Linked DNA regions of Homo sapiens: region 2 is linked to region 1. The links are chromatin loops, found by intact Hi-C in ENCODE. Cell type or tissue: heart left ventricle. All regions are shown on one strand. Links, peaks and the distances in the headings refer to the core of each region. The heading gives the core; the rest is flanking DNA. Region 1 has its middle 190 kb from the start of LINC01048. Region 2 has its middle 8.1 kb from the start of CSNK1A1L.

The links. Hi-C counts contacts between places; a loop is a spot of excess contacts. Peaks named below come from ENCODE experiments on the same cell type or tissue, not always from the same donor. Only the 100,000 strongest peaks of a DNase experiment are listed, where the experiment ranks them.
Region 2: it touches region 1 in a loop (2.3-fold over the local background); 3 of 110 quality-filtered maps call a loop at or near these places.

The regions. Positions count from the first base shown.
Region 1 is chr13:37,289,114-37,304,835 of GRCh38, forward strand. No RefSeq gene overlaps it. Among named protein-coding and RNA genes, the nearest start is that of LINC01048, 190 kb to the right of the region's middle. In heart left ventricle, for the core only: no CTCF peak of the experiment used is centred there; a DNase peak (open chromatin) is centred at 6,178; H3K27ac peaks cover 1,922 bases.
Region 2 is chr13:37,105,859-37,121,580 of GRCh38, forward strand. No RefSeq gene overlaps it. Among named protein-coding and RNA genes, the nearest start is that of CSNK1A1L, 8.1 kb to the left of the region's middle. In heart left ventricle, for the core only: a CTCF peak has its summit at 3,428 (motif pointing right); no DNase peak of the experiment used is centred there.

The sequences.
Region 1 (15,722 bases), core at 2,915-10,914:
CATGGATCATCCAACTGGGAGGTAGAAATCTTTTTCACATCACCTTTGTAATTGTAGAGTTGCTAAATAGCCTTATTTACTACAAATTGTTACTTTTAAGAAGCATATTTCTTCTAACCATTTGAAAAAGGAGGAAGAGTAGAATTCAGCAAATATCCAGTATATACTGTGTTCTGGGAGTAAGGAAGACAAATATTTCTTGGTATCCAACTCATGTTGTTAGCAAGTAAGTGCCTGGAGCACGGTAGGTTGTTTTGTAGTCTGTTACATGATAGGCCCTGTGCCAGGCTCTTTGCACATTGCTGGCGGTGGAGAGAAAGGTCCTATCCACAGAGTTTGTCTTTCCATGTGGAAGGAATTCCACAAGTATAAGACTCTTGGTGGCTTATCCAACTCTCTCCTTCAGTGCTCCCAAGATTACTCGTGAGTTTGGAAAGAGGAATTTTGCATATGTAGCCTAATTCTTTTTATCTCATCAGTGTCAGCCTGCAGAGAGAACATATTCATCTATGACCTTCCTTCTATTCCAGTGGAGAGATCTACAGCCTTCAGTATTGCCTGTGACTGGAGTAACTCTGTTTAATTTGAGGATCCAGTATTAGAAAGCTCGTGATTACTGAACACTGAAGCCACATTCATGAATCCATCAGTAATAAAAGCTATCTTTGTTTTCCTTCTGCCTAACCCTGCTTTAATCTCGCAAACATTTCTAAAGTTAGGAGGGAAAAGGATGTTTTCACTTATTAGCTTTAAAAAATCCTATTATACATTTAACCCACATATCTGCTGACTTGTTCGCCTCTATCTGCATAACAGCAGGATCTCAATACCTCCCAGTTATTTCCATATATTTCCAGAATGATGTCTCAAAATGTCCACACTCTAGATGTGGTTGTCCTTTGGGCCCAGACTTTTTCTTCTTATGTTTTAGCTCCCAAGTGCATAGAACTGCTACCTGAGAAGGTTCATTACTGTCATTGCACATCATGGTTTACTAATTTACTTTAAGATAAATGTCTCCCCCCAAAATACTTTGCATCAAGCTATAGCCCTTGAGTTGCCAAAATGTTGTAGGGTTTCATGGATGGCCTTTTCCCAATACTATCCCTCAATTTAAAATAAAATTAAAGGCCCAGAGAACCTCTTCTTGGGCTCAATGTCTTACAGAATCTTTCATGGAGAAGAGTTTAGTAATTTTTGACCTCATCCCACTAATTATACGGGCTGAAACATAGAACTGTAGTTCTGTTTGGAACAGACATGATAGCATCCCTACCATTTATCTCTTCTCAGAGTATAAAACTCCAGTCACAAAGTCCCTTTTCTTATTCTTTTTGCAAAACACAAGCTCCTATGTATATCACTTGCTGCAAATGGTTATCTTGGATATAGGTGTCAGAATGAGGGTTGATGGATGGTGGCCTGGTGATGAGCCCTGACTTAATCTGCCTTAGACCATAGATTGTGTACCTTTTGTTTTACTTCTTTTCAGTGTTACTCTAAACACCCTTGGGTGTTTACTACTATTATAGAAGACAGGTTGTATAGGTATCTCCATAATCTGATATATATTTATCTTCATGAATAGAGAGGCATGGTATGTGAATAATTGGACTTTATGTATTCACCATTGCTTAGCCAAGTGCATTTCCATGAAAATTATCCTGTGGAAATGACAATATTCATTTCATTAAGAGGTGGTTGGTTAGAGAGTCACAAAACATATTTTTGTTCTCCTAGTTATGTGCAGGTGTTTGGAGGCAACTCAAACCTCAGACTTTGTGGACCAAAATGAATCAGAGACCTGAAATTGACTCCTCTTTTCCACTTTGGCTGACTTCCTTTAGTTCATGAAATTAATCTCTGAGTCTGAGAACTCATTTTAAGGTCGACTATGTGTACAGATGAGGATAAGAATAAGAGATGTAGGTAGAGCAATGAAGAGGTAACACGACATAAGCATTTAGAAAGCAGTGTTTAATCCTTGACTTTCCACTAAAATGGCCATTAAAAATTAATCCTACCCCAACTCCGGCTACATACAAATAAAGTAATTTTCAAGGAAAATAAAAAACACAAGAGAAAAATCTCATCCTAAAGTGTGTTTACATTTTCCAAGAGATTTCAAAATGGCAACAATAATTCATTTTCAATTGTTTCCACATTTTGCATTGAAAATATGTTGGCTATGAAAATTACTAGAAAACAAATACAGAAATGTGTTCTTTACCATTGATATAGATGCGTCGTCATGAATCTAATATCTATTTAGCCTTCTTCCTTTCATTTTGGCGGGGGCTGAAATTTCAGCAGGGACAGTGAAAAGCCCATGGAAATAAAAATTAGAATGTCTCCAGAAAGAAAGAGGAAGTAAAAGGCAAGTACTAACTGGTAAATATCATTTGAGGTGATTTCAGATAAGGCCATAACCCAGGTTAAAAATATATCAAAACACAATTGTCATTATTATAACATAAACTAATAAATATTAATTAGATCCCTATTTTGGGCGAAGTACTGTGTTGAGCACTATGGTAGATACAAAGATGTTAAAATGGACTCAATGTGTGTAAGAGGATTACAGTCTAGAACAGGTAGTTGTATATATGCTATTGAATACAGCTATGCATGTAAGATGTAGTCTATTATAGTACAGATGTATAAGTTATTTCAAAGTAGCACATTAATAATTGACAAATAAATAGTAAAACTAGTAAGTGCTTAAGAGGAGAAGTAAGGCAGAAAGACACCACTGCCTTCTGGGGTGAGTTTAATTCTAGCATCAGCCAACATTTATTCAACCCTTACTATGGGCCAGGCAATGTTCTATGGACTTCACATGTATTAACTAATTTTATCCATATGATAACCCTACGAGGTAGAAACAATTATTATCATTCCATGTTGCATATATGTATTTGTTTTCTAGTAATTTTGATAGCCAACATATTTTCAATGTAAATGTGGAAACAATTGAAAATGAATACTTCTTCTTGCCATTTTGAAATCTCTTGGAAAATGTGAACATACTTTAGGATGAGATTTTTCTCTTGTGTTTTTTATTTTCCTTGAAAATTACTTTATTTGTATGTAGCTGGAGTTGGGGTAGGATTAATTTTTAATGGCCATTTTAGCTATATATGGAATGATATTATTATCATTCCATGTTGCAGAGAGGTTGAGTAACTTGCCTAAGAATTCTGGAGAGTCAGAATTTGCACCTCAGCTGTCATGCTTCGGATGCTGTGTTCTTAATTACGGCTCAAGACTCTGCATGAGGAATTTTGGTTGCTGGTCCTTCAAATTGTTGTGATCCAGATATGTCCAAGCAATTTGCTTCTAAAACAACTATGAATACTAAATGCATAACACAAATCATACATTATCTAAATTAATTGTTAAATGTATGTTTTTTGGAAATTAATGGCCAGCCAGGGTCATTTGGTCATTTTTGACTCTGCCCCATTTCTTTTTCCCTTTACTATTGTTAAGAGCTATTGTTGGAGAAAAATGCTTGGGAAAGCTCATGGGTTGGATGGTGAGACCTTGTGAACATTTCAACAATGAAAAACAGTCACCAAATTGTTAAGCCATAGAGAAGAAAAAAACTTTCATTTCCTAAGATGGAGGGGGAAGAAAATAAGAAGAAAGGTCGGTGGGAAGTAAGAGCAGTTAGGAAGATGTGAGGTTGGGAGACCAGATGAGGTACAAGCTGGAGAAGGGGTAAAGAAAGGAATTCCAAAACCCATGTTTGTCAGGGAAATTTTGAGAAAAAAGGGTGTCTGAAAGATGGAATTTAAAATTTGAGCTATGCCACATCCTTCTTTTCTGAAATCTTGAATACAATCTCCATTGCTCATAAAGGTCAGTGTGAGTAAAATTTTTTAAATAAGGTAATGTTTGTTTTAAGTTTTTGAAATCAGTGAAAGGTATGTTTTCACAATTCAATTGCCACCATGAAACACTGAGACAGACCGTCCATGGGGAAGGAGAGGATGAGGCAGAAGGAGATCATGGGAAGGCTTAACACACTCCCACAGCTGTGGAATTGTGGGCTGAAGTCTCATTCAGATTTAGTGGGACGGGATATCCACCAGTCACTTCCACTGACACAGCTGGCATAGTTACAAGACCTGATCAGTTGAAGGTGGTTAACGATTTTCTTTTCAGTTACAATCAACTTCCAGACTGTGAGTTTTCCCTTTGCCTGATAATACTGTAATTTTCCTCACAAGCCTTTTTCAAGTTGTCATGTCTTTTGGGAGTCTTACGATTACACTCAAATTCTATTAAACTCTGTTTTTACTTGACTATGGTGGAGATATTAATTACCGGTTACAAGCAACTTTCACCCACAGCTATCCTGTTATGGCTGAAATCGTGGTGTTCTAATCCCAGATTCTTCTTCTTTTTTTTATAGCACCTGTCAGGACTTTTGCATTAGTGTCAGTCATACTAATGCTAAAGCTGTTCTCATTTTTTAGTGAATTCCTTAGAGGTTGAAATTATTACTTTTGATGTCAGTTCTCCTTCCTTTATTAAAAATTTTCTGTCAGAGACCTAGTCAGAATTGCTAAGGATCTTTTGAGGCTCCATTAGTCTCTCTTCCTTTTAGATCATGTGTTTTCTTTTTGCATTTCACCCAATAGAAGGGAATTCTAAGCGGCCTCATCCCTTGCACATTTTCGGAGCAGTTGCAGAAAATGCTTTGTGCTGAGGGTCAGGGGCTTAGAATTAGGTTCTGGCTTTTATTTCTGCATCTACAAAACAGTGGTCGGAACATATGATTCTTAGTGTTCTGGTTGTGGGGCAGCATTTTGTAAACTATAAATAGCTGTAAACATTTTTGGATATTATTATAAAAGAAAAAGATATAAAAATGTCAGTCAAAATATTTTCTGGGTTGAAGAAAATAACCTGTTTTTCCTCTTAAACTCTTTGACGTTAGAAAATGGGTGCAGAGGAAATCTTAGCTGCTTTGGCAAGGGAACTCACCCAGGGTGAAGTCTTTCACTCTTGGTTGCCACTTGGGAGAAGAATCATAATTCTGAGTTTTTACTGAGACAATAATGAAAAATAGAGTTGCAAAGCACAGTGATGTGGACCCAGGAAGGCATGAAGAAACACAGCAGAAGGCGGAACTGACCTTTTTGTTAAAATTAACAGCTTATGATAATTTTCGGCTCTCCCTTATTCTTTGCATGATAAGACATAGATCAGATAGGATTTTATTTTATTTAATGTATTGTATAGAACCTCAATACATTTATTTGGAAAGAATATGTTGTTTCAGTAACAAGATTTTTTGTGTCAGAAAATATGTATCTTTTTGTAAATTGAATGTAAATAGCCATTGTAAGACAGAAATGTTAGTATGTGTAACATGAGTAATCGTATTTATATAGCTTCCCAAATCTTTGAAGTTCACAGAATTTTAATAATTAACCTTTCTTTCCACTTATAGGATCTTTTGGCATGCTCAGGTGCTCCGTGAAGTCTACTGTAATATGCTATATGTAAAGTGATTTCCCGTCTGTTTTGGGAGAATATCTAGCTCTGCATTCGCCACGTACAGGCATGCTCATATTTTCCAGTTTTAGACATAATGAGTAAATGCCACATAGTAGCATTTGAAATAAATTAACCAAAGAAGACTTAAAGATTGTGTGAATAAATATTCAATAATTGGCTATGAATCATGTACTTGTCACTATGCAAGGTGTATAGAAACTCGGTTTCTAACTACTGAATTTGCAATTGAAGAACAAGGGCAAGAATAGATGGTGGATCTGGTAGGGTACATTTTGTGAGTTAAGTTTTCTCTTTTAATTTTTTCTCCACTTTGTAGAGATGTGAAGACAAGGTGCCTTCTCTTCTGGCCTAAAAGGGAAAATATTTAGACATATGGGTCACAAAAGCCATTTATGCTTAAAATATTTCCTTAAAGCCATGATTAAATATCTCTGGCGTTACGAGTTCCTGGAAAAACTCAGAGTGTACTCTTCTGATTAGGCCTGGGATGTTGTCCCAGCCGTCTTGTCTCCTTGCCTCCACCTGGCTGAGGCACATCCTCTGTACAGTATGTGCAGTACTGTTGGACTGCTGTTTCACTACTAATCAGAGTAGGTTGCACACGTGGGCTGGCCACAGGGGGCCTGCGCCCATGGTACACTGTTTGAGTGGAGTTTTCCACTCAGTGTTTGGTTTGGCCCGATCTGCGCGATGTCTTGCCAAACCTGCAACTCCTGTCAGAAGTCACTCATCCCTGGATGGGAAATACTCCTCACGCTGTTGTCAGCAAACTCTGATCTTTCACTATAAACCTGGCAGGATGTCTTTTTGGCCAGACAAAAGTATCGAGAAGACAGATTTTTACTCTGTGAAGAACGTGTCTGCAGTGGATAGTACTTGTACTAGTAAAAGTATTTAGGGCTGTGGTGTGGGTCAGCTTTATCCACTTAAAAAAACAACAAACTCATAAATGTAGCACTGAGAAGCCCCCCAATTAAAAATAAGAGAGGCAATGACTATTCCAGTTGAGTTGCCAAAGTAAAGCGTAAGGTATGGTACAGGATGTTATCTTAGAAACAGAATTTTGTGTTTGGGTTTTCTTCTACAAAGTGATTGTGAGTTCTTCTACAAAGTGGCACATGGGCATACACATAGCTGTGCCAAGGGTGTAGTGATTTTGGCACAGACGTTCGGGTCTGACTTTCCACAGGTGTGAGAACAATGTTCTGGTTTTTATATTTTGTTCCTGTGCCCAGATCTCCCATTCTTTTGATACACTGTGGGTATGACAAGTGAAGTCCACAAATTAAATCAATAGATAAATGTTTCCTTTTATCTAGTATTGTACTAGGCATGCAACTTATTATTTTTTAGAAGTTAAGTACACAGATCGTATGTGTACTGCTCCATAAATGTTCACAGACTAAACACCCTCATATTCCTACTACCCATGTCAAGAAATGGGACATATATCAGCACCCCAGGATTCTTTCTGTGCCCCTCATTGTCACTACCTGATGCTCCTTTTCCTGAACAATCTCCATGCATACTTTTGAAGTATATATAAATGAAATTATACAGTCTGTACTTTTTCAGGGTTTGGTTTTGTTCAAAGTTAAGATTCTGAGATGCATCCATTTTATTGTAGGTAGCCATAACTTGTTATTTTTTGTCATAGTGTTCTGTTGCATGAGTATGGCAAAATTGTTGGTCTGTTCTGTTGTGAATGGATAGCTGGGTTGTTTTCAGTTTTGAACTATTGTAACTCAGGCATCTGTGATCATGTGTGTATAGTTTTTGATGAAAATTTATATGTGCATTTTTGTTAGCTATAAAAGTAAAAGTAGAATTTCTGGGTCATGAGGTATGTTTATTTTAGCTATAGAAGATATTGTTGAAAGGTTTTCCAAAGCAATCATAACACATGCTCCAATCAGCAATATATGAGAGTTCCAGTTTCTCTAGATGCTTACCAACAGTTAGTATTGCTGATAGTTTCAGTTTTACCATTCATAGTTGTAAAGTGCTTTTTCCTAATGACTAATGAAGTTGTACACTTTTTCGTACGTTTAATGGTCATTTATTTGCATATGAACCAATTCTTTTAAATAATTTGTCAAGTTTTTTGCCTAGCTTTGTATTGGGATTATCTATTTCTTATTGATTTAATAGTTGTCCTTTGACGGTATAGAATCAAATTCTTTGTTGATTCTCCCATTCTGTGTCTTTCTAATGTCATAATGGGGTCTTTTGATGAACAGATGATTAGTTGTGTGTGTGTGTGTGTGTGTGTGTTTCCTGTTTAAGAGACCTTTTCCTATACCAAAGTTACAAATATACTTCTCTATATTATCTTCTAGAAGCTTTACTCTTTTATCTTTTATATTTATATCTACAGTCCATGTAGAATTGATTTTTGAGTATGAGATGAGGTAGGTGATAAGTTTCATTTTTTTCATATACAAATGAATTGATTCAAAATTTTATGTTGAGATGACCATTCTTCCCCTGTTGCTCTTCAGCATCACCTGGTCATAAGTCAAGCGTCGGTCTGTGTGTTTCTGAACACTCTATTCTATTCCATTGGTCTATTTAGCTATCTTTTTGCCACTACCACATTCTTTTCATGGCTGTGGTTCTATAAGTTATGATTTCCTATATTAAGTAGATTCCCCAAATTTGTTCTTCTTCATTTGAGGGAGGAGGTATTTGCTTTCCATATAAATGTTAAAATCAGCATGATTTTTTTTTTTTTCTGAGATGGAGTCTTGCTCTGTAGCCCAGATCTGGAGTGCAATGGTGCGATCTCAGCTCATTGCAACCTCCGCCTCCTGGGTTCAAGCAATTCTCCTGTTTCAGCCTCCCAAGTAGCTGGGATTACAGATGCACAATATCATGCCTGGCTAATTTTTGTATTTTTAGTGGGGACGGGGTTTCACCATGTTGGCCAGGCTGGTCTCAAACTCCTGACCTCATGATCCACCCGCCTCGGCCTCCCAAAGTGCTAGGATTACAGGTGTGAGCCAGTGCACCCAGCGAAATTTTTTTTTCAAATAGAACTTGCTGAGGTATTTGTTGGGATTACATTTCATTTGTAGGTCAATTTGGGGAGAATAAGAATCTGTGCAATATTGACTTTCAGTCCATGAACATGAATTATCCCTTCATTTACTTTATCTTCCTTAATTTTTCTTAATATAATTTTGCATTTATTGAGACCTCATGCATCTTTTGTTAGATTTGTTCTTGGATATTTGGGGTTTTTTTTTTTTTTTTTGAGACAGGGTCTCGCTCTGTCTCCCAGGCTGGAGTGCAGTGGCACGATCTCAGCTCACTGAAATCTCTGCCTCCTGGGATCAAGCGATTCTCCTGCCTCTGCCTCCTGAGTAGCTGGGATTACAGGTGCCTCCCACCACACCCAGCTAATTTTTGTATTTTTAGTAGAAATGGGTTTTCACTATGCTGGCCAGGCTGTTCTCGAACTCCTGACCTCACGTGATCTGCCTGCCTTGGCCTCCCAAAGTGCTGAGGCGTGAGCCATCATGCTTGGCCATTCAGTGTTTTTCGATGATCATCATAGGTAGAGTACTTCAGAAGCTGCTAAGAAAAGGTTTGGTGAACAGGCTATTTATGAGGGGTCAACACCTGCGGAAGGAAGGAAAAGGAGGCAGGATTGGGAAGATGAAGAAGTCAAACTGCAATGTAAAGGTGACAAAGACTCAGCCAACCCAATGAGGTGCTCTAGAGCAAATATAGCTCTTCAGAGAAGACCCTTGATGGGCTGAAATGGTCAGACCTTTATGCTCCTGCAGCAATCAGTCATTGGGCATGGACTGCCTTGGAAAAGTACACACTCGTGTGAGGTGGCTCTTTGCAGCTGACATCTTTAAGGAGCTCCCAGAGCTCCCAGCCCCTAGGACAATAAGACCTTCTTTGGAGTGGAATCTAGGTGGTGCATCTCTATGTCCACTATAGTCTACCCTCTGTGGTGTATCCATCACACAAGACCTTTTATGCTGCTCAAATCCACTTCTTCATGTAATTCAAGCAGTAGCTCCTTCAGGACTCTGGTGGACCTGAACTTAGAAGAGGAAGTTTAGTAGGAAGAACTGTATCCCCCAACAGTGCAGATGGTGTTGGGCTGGAATTGGTATTCATTGTCTGTGTTAGTCCATTTTTGCATTGCTGTAAAGAAATATCTGAGGGTGGGTAACTTATGAAGAAAAGAGGTTTAATTTGCTCACAGTTCTGCAGGTTAGACAAGATGTGTGGTACTGGCATCTGCTTCTGATGAGGCCTCATGAAGCTTACAATCATGGCGGAAGGCAAAGGGGGAGCAGGTGCATCAAATGGCAAGAGCAGAAGCAAGAGAAAGAGATGGGGGAGGTGTCACATTTTTTTAAACAACCAGATCTCACATGAACTATCAGAGTGAGAACTCACTTGTTACTGTAGGGGCAGCACCAAGACATTCACAAGGGATCCACCACCATGACCCAAACACCTCCTACTAAGCCTTATCTCCAGCACTGGGAATTACACTTCAACATGAGATTTGGAGGGGACACACATCCAAACCATATCATTGTCTCTTCAACCTCCACTTCCTACCCCTACTCTCTATTCCAGATTTCCTTCAGTCTCAGCTTATCTTTATAGCTAATCCTGAGGGGTCTGAGATCCTAAATTCCTTGCTGTTTTCAAGCCCAGGTTTCCATGCCTGTCACAATGTGGTCACAAAACGTTGGTCAACCCCAGGGAAACTTCTAAGCAAATAAGTCTTATCAGAGTTGCTGCAGTCAACTGATCAGAGTTGCTGCAGTCACTCTGAGCCACTGCTCAGAGCCGATTTACTGAGACAGCAGAACTGCAATAGTAAAAGAGTTTAATAAATGCAGGGCCAGCTGAACAGAAGACCACAGTTTGTTATTCAAATCAATTTCCCCAGATTTGGAGATTGGGGCTTTTAAAGGATAATTTGGTGGGTGGGGAACCTACAGAATGGAGAATGCTGATTGATTGGGTCAGGGATAAATCACAGGGGGTCAAAGTGGGATCTTCCTTCTGTCTTCAGTTCCTGGGTGGGATTACAGGACTGGTGGAGCCAGTTTATTGGTCGGGTGGCACCGGCTGGTCCAACAGAATGCAGGGTCTTAAGAATGTCTTGAACACCAACCTTAGGTTTTATCATAGTGATGTTATCCACAGGAGCAATTGCGGAGGTTACAAATCTTGTGGCCTCTGGCTGGATGACTCCTGAGCCATAATTTCTAATCTTGTGGTCAATTTATTGGTTTTACAAAGGCAGTTTTGGTCCCCAAACAAAGATGGGATTTGTTTTAGGAAGGGGCTGTTATTATCTTTGTTTAAAAGTTAAACTCTTAATTCTTCCTATAGTTAGTTTGGCCTATGCCTAGGAATGAGTAAGGGCCACTTGGAGGTTAGAAGCAAGATGAAATTGATTAGGTCAGATTTGTTTCACTGTCATAATTTTCCTATGTCAGATTTTTCTTACAGTCATAATTTTTGCAAAGGCAGTTTCATTGCCTTCCAGGATGATCAGTTATTGTATGTGAACTGCCTCAGGAAGGGCGTGCTCTTGAGCAAGATGGCTCTTTGATATTGAGGGAAATCACAAAGGGACTGAGAGAGAGGATGAGACCAGAGGACTACTTGAGCCCAGGAGTTCGAGACCAGTCTGGGCAACATAGTGAGACCTCATCTGTATAAGAAATAAAAAAATTTGGCCAGGCGTGGTGGCACACGCCAGTAGTCTCATCTATTCAGGAAGCTGAGTGGGGAGGATCATTTGAGCTCAGAAGTTCAAGGCTGCAGTGAGCCGAGATCACGCCACTTCACTCCAGCCTGGATGACAGAGTGAGACCCTGTCTCAAAAAGAAAAATAAGTTAATAATAAAAGAGAAAATAGGACATATTGAAACTTGTGGGAAACAGCTAAAGAGGCAAATGTATAGCTATAACTGCATATACTAGAAAGGAAAAAAGAATAAAATTAATGATTTAAATATTCATCTCAACAAATTAGAAAAAAATTAGGAAAGTAAATCCAATTAAAATAGAAAAAATAGTAAATATAACAGAATTTCTACCCTAGTTGCTAAGAGATTATACATATGTTTTTGACATATTAGATCTACTCCAAAATAGTATTTTTATTACTTTCTAGATCATGTTAGGACAGTGTATTTCCATCCTTTTTGTGATTTTATGACACACATTTTAAATTCAAATAAGTTAATATTATTTTTATATAATAAATAGTCATTTAGATTTACTCGTATATTTTTACTCTCTATTGTTGTGCATTTGTTTCTCAATTTCCATGCTTTCACCTGGGATATTTTTCCTTTCGCTGGAAGAAATCTCTTTAGTATACTTTTTTGGAGCAGTTCTCCTGGAGATAGATTTTCCTCAATGTTTGTTTGTCTAAAGACATCTTTATTTTATTTTCCTTTTTGAAAAATATTTTCTCCAGATGTAGAACTCTAAGCAGTTTCTTTTCTGCACATCAGTCACATTTTTCTATCATCTCATGGCCTCCATTCTTTTTTTTTTTTTTTTTTTGTAGACAGTCTCACTCTATCACACAGGCTGGAGTACAGTGGCACGATCTTGGCTCACTGCAGCCTCTGCCTCCCAGGTTCAAGCTATTCTCCTGCTTCAGCCTCCCAAGTAGCTGGGACTGCAGGAGCCCGCCACCATGCCCGGCTAATTTTTGCATTTTTTAGTAGAGACGGCGCATCACCATGTTGGCCAGGCTGGTCTCAAACTCCTGACCTAAGGTGATCTGCCTGCCTCGGCCTCCCAAAGTGGTGAGATTACAAGCATGAGCCACCATGCCCGGCTGGCTTCCATTACTTCTGTTGAAAGTCAGCCTTATTCTTTGGAGCTACTAACTATTTTTTTCCCCTCTGGCTAGTTAAAAATGTTTCTTTTTGCCATTGGTTTTTGGCATTTTTACTATGATACAAAACTGGATATGTTGTTTTGTATTTATCCTTCTTGGGTTTGATAGAGCTTTTTGAATTTGTGGATTGAAGTCTCTGTTGTTTTGGAATATTCTCAAGCAATGTCATATAAGATACTTGTGCCCTACCAGCTCCTCTCCTTCTAGGGTTTCAGTAACTTGTCTGTTAGATCTTTGAATCATGTCCTGTAAGTTTCTTATCACCTTTGTTTATTTTCCATCTTTTTTCTCCTTCTCTGTTATTTAGTTTGGATACTTCAAATTGACCTATTGACCTATTTTCCAGTTCCAATTCTCTTTTAATTAATCTGGAAATTCTAATCTATTTAATAAAGTTCTTAATTTTAATATTTGCCATTTTCATTTTAGAATTTTTAAATGATTATAGTTTTTGGTCAGTTTCTTTATCTTGCCATCTATTTTTAAAAAATGTTAATCACATTTATTTTAACATCCTTCTGTGAGAACTCAAAAGTCTACATTACCTGGAGTCTCTTCCTGTATTTTATTTTTACACTTTTTCTTGATTTCTGAACATTTAACTCTTTCTCTCCTGGTATACCTAAAAATTTTGTAAATTAAATGCCAGATAGGACTGAAAAAATACAGAGATAATTTGTAGAGTTTTGCCTCTTTCTCCAGGGAGGACTTAATGTTAATCTACCTGGCAGTTAGAGCGGGAGCAGATTACCTTTACCAAATCTGGGATTGAGCTCGTTCAACACTGGATTTTTATAAGAGCTTTGTTCTTAATCCTACAGTCTGGTCCTTTCAAAGTCTTTTCCAGAGGTCTGGGTTGTTTATCGGGGCTGTCTTTTTTGGGAGCCCCAGAACTCCCATGTTTTCCTCCTCAGGCTCATTAGGCTGTTGTGAAAACTCAACTCAACTCATAGTTTCAGGGTTTTGGTCACTGTTTTCTGCTTTGCTTCTTGGCCTCTTCACCTGGCTCTTCTTATAGCCTGACAAATGCCTGGAAGGGAAAAACACTATGCTCCACTTCCCTTCTCTTCATGATCTTGAATTCTCAAATTATTATCTTCAAACAAATACATGGTGTATTTTCTCCAACTTTTCTAATTGTTTCAGACTAAGCTTGTGGAAGAATTGTTCTGCAATTCTGCACTAACATCAGGAACAGGCAATCTTGTAGGCTTTCTTCAGTGAGAGAAAGGTACTCAGTTTCATGTTATACTCCCAGTGACTTTCACAACTCTTGATGCATGAAAGTGCTCAGAAATTTTTTCAACGAATAAAAATGTGCAAGAGAAGCATGACCTAACCCATATTCAGAAGCAGGTTTTGATCTGAAGAAACAGCCAAGGTTTAGTCAAGAATTCCTTAATGCTTAGTTTAATACCAAGATATTTCATAGAATCTTTCTTCACATCTTGAATTCTCTTATCCTTTTCTGCCCTGAAAAATATTTGAAATTCCTCAAATACAATTTATCCTTTAATCTTATATTGTATTAATAGTGCATTTGATGTTATAAGCTGGGAAATATATTGGGCATATTAGCATAAGGTGAGTTCTAGAAGACAGGCTCTGTCATATGTCTGCTACGTTCTTCAAGATATCTCAAGCAGTGCTAAACACATCGATGGTGTGTGACACTTCCTTTAAGATATAATACAGTCAATATTGAAATTTTATATTCTAAGAGTGAAGGGCTAAAAATATGTATTTTATGCATATTTTAATAAAAATCATTTTGGTGTATTTAAAAAGTTTTAGGAAATAGGCTGCATATAAAGCATTGTTTTTTATGTTCATAAGTAAGCATCCAAATACACCATCAGTGTCATTCATGGCTGCCACCATGGCCTGGTGAGAGGGTGGCAAAATCATAGTGACAAAAAGCAAGAAGAGCTGTTTATTGCAAGCTTGATATGCACCCAATACCATGGTAATTATTTTATAGAGATGGTCTCATTAGTCCTTATAATAACTCAATTCAGAGGTGCTATGGTAGTCCCAATTTTTAGATGAGGACACTGAAGCAGAGAAAGATTAAGTCACTATCCAAGGTTATAGAGCTAGGAAGAGGAGGAACTAGGTCAGTGATTGTGGTAGGATGTGACCTAGGAAAATATGTTACTCTGTTCAACTCTCCATTTCAAATTCTCCAGTCAATCCCTGATCCTGGTAATGAAGGAGAAAGAGAGATGTATGACTCACTTGACTGTTTCATTGCCATTAGCATAGAAACACTGAAAGGGGTGGAGTGCTTATTTGAAAGTTTCCTTTCGCCTTAGGTGTATATAATTAAGCAGCGGTTGGTTTTTCCTACAGTAAGCATCAGTTGGCTGAACAATTTGTTTCTTTCATATTATGGTTTCCCTTCTTTCTTCATTTTCCACTGGAAAATTCTGTTAAACTCAAGAAATATGTAACCTAATGTTGAAAGTGTCAGAGAAGCACACTTAAAGTATTAAATGAGATAAAAGTGTTGTTCTATAGAAACAGACCAAAACATTAGGCTGTTATTTTTCCAAACCTTTAGTGGGGAAGAATAAGTGCTAAGTGGATATCCTCAAAGTCGAGAAAGTGACAAAGATTATTTTTTGGATGAACAAAGATATGTGAAAGTGCTAGAGAAGAGCAGTAAAAGTATTAAATGCAAAACACTAAAAGTATTAAAATATTGTATAAGGAGTTGCAGAGAAGTGCTGTGACATGGATGAACCAAACTACAGGATGAAAGGCCAGGAGAGAGGGTTTCCTGAATGGATCTTTTGCTAATGGTGAAAACGGACTAGCATGTGTGCCCCATGCCAAGGAGAGAGAAGAAAGAAAAAGTAATGGTGGGATAATGTAATTTTTCTCTCATTAATATCTCTTTTGATCTGTAAATAATACATTCCTCCACATTCTATATTAAACCCAGAAATAAAATCACAATGTTAATTAAAGAGAAAGTGAGGAGAATAATTTCTAACATGTTGAAGGCACAGAATAAACTTTAGAGAATTATTAATATGTCATGAATTTTTCTCTCTTTCTACCAGAAGGCATCCCAAGAATTATGTGTCCCAGACAAATGACTGTTTACGTTTCTGAGCCTTTATGTTAAAATCTGGTGATTGTGGAGCATAAAATATTTGAAATTGTTCAATCTGTGATGTTAAATATCTTAAGTATATAATTTATAAAATAAAATAAATCACTGAATCAAAAGAATCATTAAACATATAGAAAAATTATTTTAAAAATTTTGAATAAA
Region 2 (15,722 bases), core at 16-8,015, 190 kb before region 1:
TGCCTAGGCTTAACTCGAAGCTCACCTTCTTTCAACTTAATCGTGCAGAAATGGGAGGCTTTTATAACAAAGATTTTCTTGTTTTCGGGCCCAGTCATTGTCCCATCTACTTCCTTAGCCATCATGTCTCCCTGGGTTAATGCGAGTCGGGGTGCCACCTCTTGAGGTTTTTCTGTGTGATCTCAGTGGTTGCTTCTTTAATGAGTTTAGTCAACAAGAGTTACTTACTGCTAGTTAAATTGAAATGTCTTTTTTTTTTTTTTTAAAGCGATCCTTTTGAAATTTTTTCATAGAGTGCTTTGAATTTAAATAGGATTCCACAGAGACGTTCTGGCAAAACTGACTAAATGAAGGATTCAAGTAAAATTTAACCAAAATATGGAGAAGAAACAGAAGCCGGCAGTTCTGAGCATTTTCTCAGAAGAACTGGGGCCAGCACTAGCAGAAAAAGCGGTACCATTTCAATATTTTTATGAAAGTTCACATCACAAATAACAAAACCCGTGCGATTATTTTGTTTTATGAGGAGATGGGATAGGAACTGAGTATAATCCTAACGGGGCAGTAGCAACGAATTTGGGGGCCAATGGCAGAAAGGCAGGAGAGAGAGGTGCAGCTTTGAAAGCAGGTATTCTCACTTTACTGTCTCACATAAGTTAGTGCTGTTAACTTTTCTGACCTGCATCAATCTATGGCGAGAGAAGGAGCTGGTTTGAGACATAGACGGGCATAGAACATTATAAAGTGCTTTAAAACATTTTTAAAGTCCACTTCAGACAAATATGTGAGGTGGGTAGCGCAGTATATTACTTGGCTTTGCAGCAGGAACAACTCGCAAATCTCAGTGGCTTACAATGACAAAGTTTATTTATCATTCAGGTTTTATGTAAGCTGTAGATCAGCTGCATCTCTGCTTCCTGTGTCCTCTTTGTTCTAGAATGCAGGCTGAAAGAGCAGCCTCCTTAGGAGCATGCTGTTCTCATAATAAAAGGAGTGGCAAATGTTACATTCCACTGGGCAAAACACATCACATGGCCAGGTCCAAAGACAGTGGGGTGAAAATACATACTCCTACCTCAGGTGGATAGTAATACAGTATACTGCTGGCATATTTTATTATTATGATTGTACTTCTCATTTTATACAAGTGGAAATCAAGGCATAGAGAGGTTAGATGAATTGCCCAAGACCACACTACAGACAAGTGTCAGAGGCCAATTTGAAACTGAATTCTGACCCAAGGTAGTTACTTTTTATACCGTACCAACTAGAATGGCATTTCTTTCATTTACTCATCCAACTTTGTTGAAATTTGCCTGGAGAACAATTTCCTTTCTAATAACCAAGAATAAAATTTATGTTGTTAACCCACTGCCCATTATGCTTCCTTCCCGTTCAGTCTTCCAGTCAATGGCTTCAACACGAACCTTGAAATTCAAATAATCTCTATGTGAGAGAAGTCACTATTCAAAAAAGTTACAGATAACCCATACATGGACAAAAGCTTGAATCAAAAAATCCCCTTTCAATTCTGGAACTAGAATAGTTTAATTATAGTTTATTTATTGTTTACTAAGTCCCATACTTTTTTGTACCAGTTAAATAAAGGCACTGTCTATAAAGAAGGTCAAGTGTAACTTATAATGGTGGTTGGGTGAACCTTCACTTACAGGGAAGTTGTGAGCATCTCCAGAATGGGGAGGATCAGTAACTGAAGTGATGATATGACCCTGAATAGCTTCCAATCCAGTCTCCCATGAATTCTCTTACCACAAGCCGGTGGGACTGCGGATTTTTCCCCGAACACATACTCCCTGCATTTTTTCATCTTTGGGTCTTGGCTTATGGTGTTGTTTCCTCAGCCTGAAATGCTTCCAGCCTGCTTTATCTTTCCCATCGCCCAGGTCTAATCCTAATAATCTCAGGGCTCTTCCTTAAATGCTGTTTGCTCCATGAAACCTTTTCCAATCTCCTCAACCAAATATAAATACTCTTTTTAAACCCAAACAACACTTTGCTTAAACTCTTGCATCCCCTCCTACCCTTTTGTCCAAAATTTTTCCATAAAAGATGTGCAACAAATAGTTTTTAAAATGGAAGTAAATTGAACTACTGTATTTCATAAAGTTTTGTGGACAGTGTGTGGGGTTGATGCATTCTTTATTTATTCATTCATTCAACAAATAGTTATTGAATGCCTCCTATTTGCAGGCATGAGTGACTCACCAAAGGTGGCATAGGTAGGTAATGATGGATTCAGAATGGAAATCCAGGATAGCCTGCCTCCAAAGCCAGTACTTTTAACCCCTACATAGACATCAACAGCCAGAGGCTCCTGAACGCTGGGTGGCTTCACTGTTGGGAATATATTAGTTCTGTTTCTTTTCTTTAATTGTATAAAGTATTTTACCAATGCATTTTAAAGCTATGATTTAGCCTTGATTTCAAAATTGCCTCTAAAATAATTTCTATTAATATAAGATGACCCCAGTAAAAGTAAAATAACGTATTCTGGGCAGGATTGTACTGGGTAGTATTGTACTGTTTAACAGCCAATTCGGGTTTTGTCAGTCCTGAACTTTATACAATTTTTTTTGTGGCCCTCTTTAAGAAAACAACAACAACAACAACAACAAGAACAACAACAAACAGGCATGAAATATTTAACTTAGGAAAAGAAATCATTGCAATTTACCTGAGTGTTAGAGGGTCAAGTCTTTTTTTTTATCCCCTAAGCTATCTTGATGCAATTGACCAGAAATTCTTACATAGAAATGCTTCCACATTGCAATCTGACTTCTCCTCCCCACCTGAAATACTTCACAACTCCTGTCCACTCCTAACACTTAGAAGGGACCTTGCAAAGGAGGCTTTATTCACTTCCCTGTAAGTCCGTGTCTGCTTTTGGCAATTAAGAAATGATACTCAAATGGCATTGGTTTTAGTCTCATATGAATTTTGGGGTTAATTTTCTGGGCTTCTTGGTATCTTTTCCCAGGAAATGGAGACACTTTAGTAGAATGGTCATTTGAGACACAAAAATTTCTTAGTTAAAAAAAAAAATTTTTGGCTATCAAATTGGGTCGGCAGTTGTCATTACAGAAACCATTTGGCATGAATATAATCTCCTTTTGGAACTATTTAAATAGAATACAAAATAAATCAAAATATGTTCTTAAATAAATAATGCTGTCACTAAGGGATTTACTGACATTTATGTGGCTCAAACACTATGTTCAGAATAACATTACCCAGAATCAATCACTTCAATTTTAAAAGATCCTGGAGATGACTAACTTTATAGAAGGATTTAAGTCATTTTTTCCTCAAAGCTTTTTGGAAGTATTGGCACTGCAAAGACAGTGAGACACTATTGGAAATGAGGTTATTTGGTGTAGTATCAAAAATCACAGCAGAGGGCGTCATTGTAATGTGCTGGATTTTTCTTTCTTCATGAAAGAATATTTTCTCCATGGCTCTGCATCTTTCTGTTCACTCATTTTGAAACTTGCAATATGTTTATCTGAAAAAAAGAAAACACTTAAATACCAATTTTACTATATTGAGAATGTAGGGTTCAATTTCAGCCTTAAAAATCATTACTTATTTTGTTTGGTTCCCATGAAGTTATTGCAATTCTGGCACCTTTCTGGACTTCCTTCCAGAGCAGTGAGGAGTTGTGTAACCTCTTTTACTTTTTCTTGCAGGTTGTCACCTTATTAAGACCATTCAAATTGTTGGCAGATCATTATGTGAACACATTCATTAATTATGTTACTTTATTCAAAGATCAGAAAAATTACATGAAAACAGTTCATGACATCACACTTATTGCATCTTCCAGTTCCTTTCAGTGAATTTTGCTTAAGTTCTAACAGCTATCTACTCTAATACAAAGAAAAAGCTGTAAGTTGTAATTATGTCAGATGTTCAAAATGAATGAGACTAAGTATAAATGATTCATTAATTTAGGTTGTTTTAATTATTTTATGGATTCATCTTGTGATTAGTTTGACTGTGATTAGGGTGAACAATGGATTGGAAAATAAAAGGATTGGCTGAACTACAGTTTAGTGCATCCTGAATGTGCATACACAGGCTTGCACTTAATCCCAGTGAAGTTCCTTTTTGACAATTTTGTCTAAGAGAGAGCATCTCCAGCAGAGTACAAATATTTTTTATAACTCTGGGTTCTGCAGTCAAATATATTTATTTTTCAAGTCTCAACCTGGTTCCTTATAATTATGTTCACAGAGATATTTAATTTTATCCAATCATCATACACTCTAACAGTACATGTCTAGCATCCTGTTTTTTTAAAAACAGTAGTCCTAATGATCTGTCAGAAAAGACATATTTTTGAGATAAAGGAGTTTCTAAATAATGAATTATTGTTTAGTACCAGCTTTTGGAATCCTTACATTTTAAGGAACTTGAATAATTTAAATATTAGATAATGTAACTCCTCATAAAAACAGTGTCTAGACAAGGGCCAATATTGCATTGAGATTGGATGAACATTTTATTTTGCATATAATTGTTGTCTATAAAACAAAATACTAATAATAATGGCTACCAGTTAGACAATTTAGAACATGTCTTACTATTTACCTTTGTGGTAAAACATTGCATGTTTTAATTTTTTTCTAATAAAATATTATACAATAACAAAACTGGACAATATTGTGAAAAACAACCATTTCAGGGCTCTTGAAATTCACCAAAGGCATACAACAAATTGAGAAGCAATTATTCACAAAAAAATGCTGAATGTAAGTTAGTAGGAGCAGTGGGAGTCTATGGTATTCTTATCTGGGGCTTCTCCTATCCATGTCTTCTGTACCCCATTCCCAAGGTGGATCTGTTGAGAAGTTTATGAGAGCACTGCTGAATATGAAAACCAGCAGCTTCCCTGCCAAAGGGGGATCATTCGGTTTGGCGCACAGTGTGGAAAAACTTCACACCCAGTGGTGTTGTCAGTAGAAATAGTGATCTTTGTGGCAAATGAAAGGAAAAGACTAGCTGTTCAGGTAGTCTGAAGTTACAGTCTTGGTTGCGGCAAACAATGGACTCGTAGACAAGCCTGGAAGTTAACAGGGAGATCTGAGAAATGATAGCCTTGGAGGGCCTTGCTAAGTTCTCCATGTATCTATGCAGGGGAGACTATGAGAGAATCCAAATAAGCCACATATCTTTGGCTAAGTGTGAGACAGGCCACAGAGGAGGTGCCACCAGAAGGCCTGGTGAGAAGTAATAGCCAAAGTCAACTTGACAACTGATTGAGTGAGTCAATGGCAAAACTTTCTTTGGATTATTTAACTGGTATTAAAAGACTATGCAAGGATTTTACAGTTTCTTTTATTTTTGTAAATTCTTCATAAATTTTAAATTCTAATTTATTGGAATATATTCTAATTTATTGGAATATATTCTAATATGAAGGAATACATATATTCCTTCATAATAATTAGGAATAATTTAGGAATACACTAGAATGGGGAAATGTTTTTTAATTTCTGAATTGTGACTCTCTGAGCTCATTCCCCATCTATAGATTAGAGCTCTTTATTGGCTTTACTACTTTTTTTAATTTTAGAGGAATAATATCTATGAGAACCTTGCAATATTAATAGTAGCTTACATTTATTGAACACCTATTATAAGGCAGACATTGTGCTGTGACTTTACACACATTTTATGTCATTTAATTCTCATACTGGCTTTATGGTGATGTTATTCCCTTTCTGGGTGCGGAAATTGGAGCTTAAGCAAAATAACTTTTCCAAGGTTATAACAGCTAAGAAGTGAAGTATGTGGAATGCACCTTGGCAGTCTGATTCCTGAACTCAGATCCTTAAATACTATGCTATGTTTTCAGATGATGGTGCTATAGAATACAGAATATTTTTCTATGACTATAATAACATAATCTGATAGCAATTAAATTACCTTATGTAGAGTTATTGGTACATTAAGCAGGTTTTATATTTCAGTTTTTTTAAAAGAAAACCTTCATATCAAAGAGAATTTCAAACAGGTACAGAAGTAGATAATAATGTAATGATCCTTCATGTACCCTTCACACAGCTTTGAATACTTTTTATAAGTGCTAAAATTACTGCTATCTATGCTAAACTTTGCTGCAAAAAGGAAATATTATAGACCAATTTTTTGTACAGTGAGCATCAGTAACTGTTAATTTTGCAACTAAAATGTTCAATAATGGATTTTACTAACTCATTACTTTGTGAGTATTTCCTTTTAAAATAGGCACACTAAGGCCAGACCCTGTGGCTCATGCCTGTAATCCTAACACTTTGAGAGGCTGAGGCAGGAGGATCACTTGAGCTTGAGTTTGAGACTGCAGTAAGCTATGATGGCACCAGTGCACTCCAGTCTGGGCAATAGAGTGAGACCCTATCTCTACAAAAATAAATTAATTAAAAAATAAGTAAATTGAATAAAATAGATACAATACGTTTTTAAAAGTAGACAACTCTGTGCAAACAACATGAAGAGTACAAGGAGGAGAGGGTTGTAAATATTCTGTGGCTATTTGGCATAATGGAGCAAATGACTGGAACGTAGCAGGGTAGAGCTGTGGAATTTGGTTTACTCATCCTCTGTTTCTTTAAGATGCTGCCTATGGACCTCTACGGGTCTCCCAGCCTCTGTCATGTGACCCCGGGCTAGTCATCTTCTTTTAAAGACTTTTTTTTTTTTTTCTGAGAAGTTTTAGGTTCACAGCAAAATTAAGCAGACAATACAGAGTTCCCATATCCTCCCTACCCCCTGCCAGCCATGCATAGCCACCCTCACCATCAACATTTGGCACCAGAGTGGTACGTTTATTACAATTGATGAACCATTCATACCTCATTATCACTCAAAGTCCATGGTTTACATTAGGGTTCACTCTTGGTGTTTGTCATACATTCTGTGAGTTTGGACAAATGTACAGTGATGTGTACTTACCATTAAAATACCATAAACAGTAGTTTCACTGCCTTAATAATCTGGCTTGGTCTTTTATTCATTACATTTTCTCTTTTATAAGCATCAGTATTGTTCTTTCCTGGATTTCTAATAATCATGTCATGGTTTTCAGTGACTTGTGGAGAAACTGAGAACCAGTTCTCCGAATCTTGTCCACAATTACTTGGCATAGTAGTATTCAACAGAGCTATGGTAGTTTGCAGGACTGGAAGGAAATAGTAATATGATCATATTTTGTTCTTTTAGGCCACCTACAGAAATATTTTGTGTTATAGAGAGGATTTAACTTCTTTATTTGAAACCTTAGATCCCTTGAATGGGATATGATGTTTTATGCCATATGTTTCTGTAATAGTCTTTAAATTCTTGTTGTCAAATGTATTTCCAATAACTCTGGCTCCTGAGAGAAACTACTCTATTTTTCTGCTTTTCTTTGGCCTCTAGAATGCTAGAAACTGCATTTTGGTTATTCCTGTAATTTGTGGCCCTTTAAAATACTAATTGTCTTTTGCTTTTCAAGAAAACTCAAAATCATGTAAATGAGAGCTATTTCCTTTGACTCCTTAAATCTGGAGTGGGCAAGCCCACTGGTCAGAGTAGGATTCCTGACAATATCCCCTGTCTACACTATAGCCCAGGTTGCCATATACACAGTGGAGTTGTAAAGATCCTGTTTTCTGTTCAGCTAGAGTTCTTGCTGCTGAACTAGGTGGATTTTACTCAGTTTTAACATAATCTGCAGATTGCATAGCACAATCTACAATTTTGTGCTACATTTTGTGGAAAATTTAGATGACTAAATGTTTTTCATTTTGAAGGACTTAGAAAAGGCAGTGTGGAGCTGTTAAGAGCTCAGATGCTAGAGAAAGCCAAACACTAGCTCTGCCACTTACAAGCCAAGCGGTCCTAGGAAAAGTGCGCTTCACTTTTTTTATTTGCATAAAGGACATATTACTAGCAATCTCAAAACTGTAGCTAGGATTCATTGAAATAATGCACACAAAGCCCTTGACTTGGTCTGGTGCACACTAAACCCTCATTGTTACCTGAAAGAAGAAAAGTGGTAACAAAGTACACTTGGATTTCATAACTACAAAGTCTCTTCCCTTCTAGGATCCTCCAAGGGGGTTCCATAAAATCAAGTATGAAATAGTCTTTAATGGAAGGGCTAATATGGTCTGGTTAGAGTCCATGAAGACTTCTGGATTCTTGTTGCTCTTGTAAGGTTAATTTGGATTATACTATTGTGTTGAAGGACATAATTGGGAGCCAGGGGAAGATGCTTTTGTCTCTCTTCAGAGTATAGTTCTGTCTTCCACCCATTCTGAGAATCTAATGTAACTCTGAAGATGATAGCAGGGCACTTGTCTGGTTTTTGTTTAAGTTTTTCTACCACAAAATCTCAAGTTCCGGTAACCTGAAGGGCTAGTCTTTCCTTTGTCTGGTTTGGTGGTTGCTAGAATAGAGTCTACCTGCTAACGTTTTATTTCAGAAATATTTTGTACAAAGCTTCCTTCATCTGCTATTGTAATGTTCTTGTTAACATGCAACAGTTTGCTAAGGGATCTCTGGCTTTGGTCCTGGCAGTCTGGAGGCAATGAAATACGTACTGCCAGGTATGTATCATAGAACATTTCCATACAACTGAGCAGAAAGGCAGACTCTCATGTAGAATCAAATGAAATAATAAAAAAATCCTGTAAATCTCAAAGATCCCATCAAAATTCTTGGATGGAATTACTTAGACCTGGCGAATAGAAATACAGCAGCATTTTCAATGATTTAAAAAAATCTCATTGAAAATACTGGTGACAGCAAAGCAAATTAAAAGTTTAATATCATTTTGATTATATAGTATTTTTATAAAAAGTCTTAGTCCTTTCGCATAATTGATATGGTGAAAGAAATTTTGGTTATATGCTCAAATGTGAGAAGAGCTTGGTTTAACCACAAGATCCATTATTTAATAAATATGTAATCTTGGACCAAATAATGTTCTGAGCCTTGGTTTTCTCCTCTGTAAGATGGGGTTAATAATCTACCTACTTCGTTTGGTTTTGGGGAGGCTTGAGTAAGATAATATGTATAATCTGTAAAGTACTCTGTAAATAAAATACGTTAATCATATGATTTCCGATGTTCAAAACTGAGAGTGATAAAATCTTACATTTGAAATGAACATTAGAAGACATCCAATGTATGCATCTTTCAAAAATAACATTGTTGAAATTCAAAATGTAACATTCAAAATATAACATTCAAAAATAACAACGCTATCTCTGTTTGGTCATTACCAGCAATGCATTCAGACTACTTAGGATGCAAGCATTCCACTTGCCATTGGGCAAGTTTCTTAAATTGGGCTCTTTAGGAAGCAGACTTAGGAAAATTAAGGTGCGGGGCATTTATTAGGGAGTTGGCTTGGCATCACCCCTGAGAAAGGAGAGAAGGAGATACTATAGGGCAGAGGACAAAGGCTTTAGCTGAACCCATGGTGAGCTTGGGCCTTCAGTGGCCCCTCAGAGTTATCATGAATTTGGGCTGGAGGGCCGGGCCTTTATACCTCCATCATGACCAGTCATTGCAGGCTGGCTTCCACAAAAGGAGGTGCCATCTTGGCAAGGCAATTCTCTTCAGCTGAGGCCATCCCCAAGGAAGGTTAAAAACTGAGGCACATCTTCTGGCAGTCCTCCTGCAGCTAGTGGAATAAGTCCTTCCTTCCTCAAGGAGACCCTGTGAATTATGGCATCCACCACAGCAGGCCCTACAGATAAGACATTCTGCCTTATATTGAGTTGACACCTTCCTCACTGTGACTTTCATGTAAGCTATTCTCTTCTGAGTCAATTCCAAGTCTTATCATTATTTTCTAACAGATAATTCTTTACTATATTCTGGCAACACTAGTGCTGTAATACTGATACACATATATGTATCTATATCACATATATAAGATATATATCTCACATAGATATCATATACTCAAACGTATATTACACACACATATATAAGGCTCAAATATATATTTATACACCTTTGCATATACATATGCCCAACTACACCTGACACATAGCTGTTAGTGACCATAATTATGTCATTTATTGGAGATAATAAAATAAGTCTGCTCTTCTAAGAGAATCAGATTAGGAGATTCTGTTTTGGACATATTGAATATGAAGCACTTTTAAGACATCCAAGTAAAAATGTTGGGCAGGCATTTGAATTTACCTGGAGCTTCAAAAAGGGTCTACTGTACAGATAAGTAATTACAAGTTGGTGTTTATATAGTAATTGAACTATGGGTCATGGGTGATATTATGAAAAGAGAATAAAGAGTAGAGCAGAGAGAGAAGAAACATTCTAGTAGGCATGTTGGGTTTACTTTGATTAGCAAATTGGCTTTTACAATTATTAGAAAATCATTTATTTGCCAGTATTTAAAAATCAGGAGGTTCCACATGATCCAGATTGAAGCTACTCTTGAAAAACTAAAAAATCAGGCAACATTTATTTTTTTATTTCTGCATGCCAGTAATGACCCAGAGCTGGGTTTCCCCTTTAGATACTGGATTTTCCCTTCAGTGGAGGGCTTCACCCCCTGAGGTGTGTGCAATCACTAGTTTAGTGTCGGGAGAGAGAGGACCCGTGGCTGAGACACAAACAACATCAATATTTATTTATTTTATTTTATTTTATTTTTTATTATACTTTAAGTTCTAGGGTACATGTGTACAACGCGCAAGTTTGTTACATATGTATACATGTGCCATGTTGGTGTGCTGCACCCATTAACTCTTCATTTACATTAGGTATATCTCCTAATGCTATCCCTGCCCCCTCCCTCCACCCCACAACAGGCCCCGGTGTGTGATGTTCCTCATCCTGTGTCCAAGTGTTCTCATTGTTCAGTTCCCACGTATGAGTGAGAACATGCGGTGTTTGGTTTTCTGTCCTTGCGATAGTTTGAAAGAGCATCAATATTTAAAGACTGGTGGGTGAGAAGTCTGGCACTGAGACGTGGCCAGAGATGTAAGAGGCTGCAGCCCATAGGTACAAGGGGAGAGAGAAGTGGTTAGAAGTATACAATTTTTTTTTTTTTTAGGCAGAGTTTTGCTCTTGTTGCCCAGGCTGGAATGCAATGGCGCGATCTCGGTTCACTGCAACCTCTGCCTTCTGGATTCAAGCAATTCTCCTGCCTCAGCCTCCCGAGTAGCTGGGATTACTGGTGCCCACCACCACGCCCAGCTAATTTTTTGTACTTTTTTTTTTAGAGAGACAGGGTTTCACCATGTTGGCCAGGCTGGTTTCGAATTCCTGGCCTCAGGCGATCCACCCGCTTCGGCCTCCCAAAGTGCTGGGATTATAGGCCTGAGCCACTGCTCCGGGCCAGCACTATAAAATTCTTCAGAGAAGTAATACCTTTGGGAGATGGAGCTCATTGACTTTAGGGAGAGTGGTTTCGGTGTAGCAAAGGGGATGGAAGCCAGATTGAAGTGGGATGAGTGAATGAGGGGTGGGGAAATGAGGAAAAGAATGTGCACAATGAGAAGTGTAGCTTTGAAGGTAAGTACAGAAATAGGGATTAGCTGGAGGGAAGTTAGGTTGTGTTGAAATGGGGTGGGGGAGGGGGTTGAAGGGCAATAGGAAGAAGAGAAATAGAGGTATTTTTCACATAACATTGCTTTAAATATCCCCTCTCACTTTTAAGTGGTTTGAACTATTTCTGAAATGTTAAGAGAAGTGAAAATTCAAGGATGTTAGTGCTTTGTTGAAAACAACCGTGACCAAAGTACTTGGGTAGTAGAAAACTTAGATTGTACAGCTCAAATTGAAATGGGTAACTAAATAAAAGATTGAAAATTTTCTACTTGAATTATTTAGTCCAACACTTCATGACCTCATTTTGCTTTTAACGAAGAAAATCTCACATGGCATGAGAGAGAAATTTCATATTATTTGAAAAGTAAAGTCTTAAGTCTGACTTATTTTTCAGATAAATAACGTCTTTGACAAAAACGAAATGAAGCATTTTTGTATGATTCTAGTGCAAACAGAGATTATGTGACACTAATACACGATTTAAAAAATGTTTTCCTATATATGTGATAGGAAAAACATTATGGATTTTCTTCCTGGAAACATTTCACAGATTCTTTCGTTGAACACCTATATCATGGATCACTCTGACTCTAGCACCCCTCAGCTCAGGGAAAGCAACAGTTTTCCTCAGTGTTCCTATAGCCCCCAGAGAGTGCTTGCCAAGTGCTCAGCAACATTTCACTGCTTTGTGCCATGCCACCGGGTGCTTTGTTCTATCCTTGGCATGCTATGGTAGCTTCTGGGGCTGCTGCCCAAACCCTACTGGCTTGCTGATAATTTATCTCACTCTTGGCAGAAGGTGCTCTAGAGTTAAATTTTTTCCACAGCCCAGTTCCCCCAGGGTGTGATAATTTAGGGTGGAGACGGGGAAGAGAGTGACGGCCTCTCTCTTTTGTGTTAATTTCTTTTAGAGGGATCTTAATTATCTAAGGTCCCCATGTGTTCTGAGAGAAGTGGCTTTTTCTTATTGCTTATGGTTCTTTTTTCCTTAGAGTCAGCTATATCTGTTTAGGGGCTAGAACAGAGATAGAGTTTTTACTCTATCTCTGATATGCTTATATATCAGACTTCCTTTTCAAATAATAAATAAATATCATGCCAGGTAAGATTTTTTTAGTTAAAAGCAAAATGAGGACATGAAGTGTTGAATTAAATAATTCAAGTAGAAAAATTTTCATTTTCTATTTAGTATTTTTTTGTGTGTGTTGTGTGTGAGAGGGGGTCTCATTGTATCACCCAGGCTGGTCTTCAGTTCCTGAGTTCAAGCGATCCTCCTGCCTCAGCCTCCCAAGTAGCTGGAACTATAAGCACGCAGCACTGTCTCCAGCCATCCCTATATTAATCTTCAATCAGCAGGTCATCAGGATCACCTCCAGAATTATAAAATATGAATTTTCAGATTCACTCACTGAATCCCTATTTTCATAAGTTTGTTCCAAGCATCTGCATTTTTAACAAGTTCCAAAGAGGGTTGTAATATATACCCTTAGTTAAAAACATTGCCCTATGTATTCTTAACTTTGCTCCCCAACTCTCCAGAATAAAGACAGGTATCACCCTCTCTTTAGATGGCTTTTTTTTTGTTTGTTTGTGAGGAAAAAACATTCAAAATTTTTTCTCCAACAAACAGCATTGGCAAGTACAACTACAGGGGTTTCTCCATAGATCATACATTCATGAGGCATTATTAGCTTAACATTGAGAAAGCCACTGGTATGTTCTCTGTAACAATATCCACTTCATGTTTAAACAGGTACTATTATTTTGTTCACTTACAATTCCAGAAGGAAAGGCATCAGTTGGAAAATTTTTTTTTTTTTTTGATCCTAAAGTCAGATGCAATAACAGAGACAAAATTTTGGGTAACAATCTTGATCTACATTTCAATAAGGGCCTTCCACAAAGAGGGGAAAAACTCTGCCCAGAAGTTAGGGTCTTTCTCCTTCCTCATTAAATCGTTGGAACAACATTTCATTGTTTGTTCAACATTATTACATGTACAAAAGAGGATTAAAAAAAGGAATCACAAAAATATCTTGAATGTCCAGCTATTCTCACCAATATGTGAATTCTTAGGTTTAAGAGAGGGCCTGGGAATACTTCGGTGGTCATAAAATAGGAAAATAAGACACTATGGCTACAAAAATAAAAAAATACATCCCCCTTTGGCTGGAATGCACATGCTCCAGTAATTCCAGGTAGGTTCTATACTAATTATTAAATGTGTTTCTTTGCTCAGCTCTTCTCAGTCCTTTATCTCTTCTGATTAACAGGACCTTTTTAATGTTAGGTCCCTGGGATAGATCTGAATGACAGCTATAGCCATTAACTGAGAGCTCTTAACATTTCTTATTATATGTCTATGCATCTTGCTACTTATCCATCTGTCCATTGATCTATCTTAATTTATTCATCCATTAATGACAGGTTTGTTTATATTTATTGAGTACTTGCTGTGTGCTGGGTACTGAGGATATAAAGGTGAGCATGGCAAACCTGGTCCTTGACTTCGAGGGGGAGGAATAATTAATGTTTGCACAAATAGGTAATTACAAACCATGATAAAGGCCACAAAGGTTGATGTGAGATTGTTTGACAAAAGCTTCAGATCTGGGCTGGTGAAGTCAGGGAAGATTCTGCTGAGGAAATTACCTTGAGCTAAAACCTGAAGGGTGAATAGATGTGCCAGGGTATTGGAGGTGGGCATGTATTTTGAATCATTTCCTTGAGTAGACTATCAGAAGCAAAATTTCTGGGTCAAAGTACATGACTTTTAAAAATCATTTAAATGTTTTTAATTATAATTTTTTTCTTTAAATTTTAAATTCATTTAAAATTATTTTTATGTGATTTAAACTTACAGAGCAGTTGCAAATATAGTGTAAGGACCTTTTTTTTTGCCTTGAACTATTTACCAGTTTCCACTATGATGCCCCCAAACCCCCAAATAATTTATGCGAATAGCCTTCAAACAAGGACGTTCTCTTATATAAGCACAATATGATATTAAAATTCTGGGAATTACCGTTGAATTATTAGTACTTTCTAATCCTTAGACCTCATTTGAGTCTTGCCAGTTTTCCCAAGTGATATCTTTTGCAACAAAAGATCCAGTTCAGAATCAAGTGTTGCATCTTGTCGGGTCTCTTGAGTTGGCTTCAGTCTTGAACATTTCCTCAGTCTTTTGTTGACTTTGAGGACTTTGACTCTTGAAGATCACTGTCTAGTTATTTTGTAGAATGTTCTTGCAGTTGAATTTCCTGATGTTTCTTCATGATTAGGTTCAGGTGATGCAAATTTGACAGGAATATCACAGAAGCGTGTTCTTCTCATTACATTCTATTAGGTGGCACAAGGTTTCAATTTGTCCCATTACTGATGATGCTCAAGTTGTTCACCTGATTAAAATGGTATCTGCAGAATTCTCTCCTGAAAAGTTACTTTTTCCTTTTGAATTTAATAAATATTTGGAAGCTTAAAATATCCCATTCTTTATAAAACTTTCAATTTATCCTTTTTGATATTTATATCAGATTGGACTTCTTGTTTTCCTCTTTTATGCAATCGGTTACAATCCATTACTATTATTATTTAATTTGATGCTCAAATTATCTCATATTTGGCTGGCTTCTGTGTCCCATTGGTACCATGGCTGCCCCTCCCCCTCTCGGATGCCCTCCTCTGCCATCTCAGGCCACCAACACCCTGAGCTGGGCTGCTACTCAACGTGGATGCCCTCTTTCCCTCTCTGCTCAGAATCCGACATCCTTTACCAGCTGTTCACACCTCCTGTTTGTGGAGGAGCTGTGGAGGAGGTGTGGACAGCCAGCATTTATGCGGAGACATCCTCCTCAGCCTTCATGGGCTCCAACACTCAATATTGGCTGTCACATGCTTCCCACCCTAATTGAGCTCTAATACCCTGTTCCCGGTGTAGGTTGGGGATCCCTGCCATCTATGCATTTTTCCAACTTTAGCTATTTTATCACATTTCCTTCTAATCTTTTCTCTGTGCACTTAACATAATGCTGATAACTATGATTTTTAAATCCCATTTATTTATTTTTAATAATTTCAACTTTTATTTTAGATTTGGGGGTACATGAGCAGGTTTGTGACATGGATAT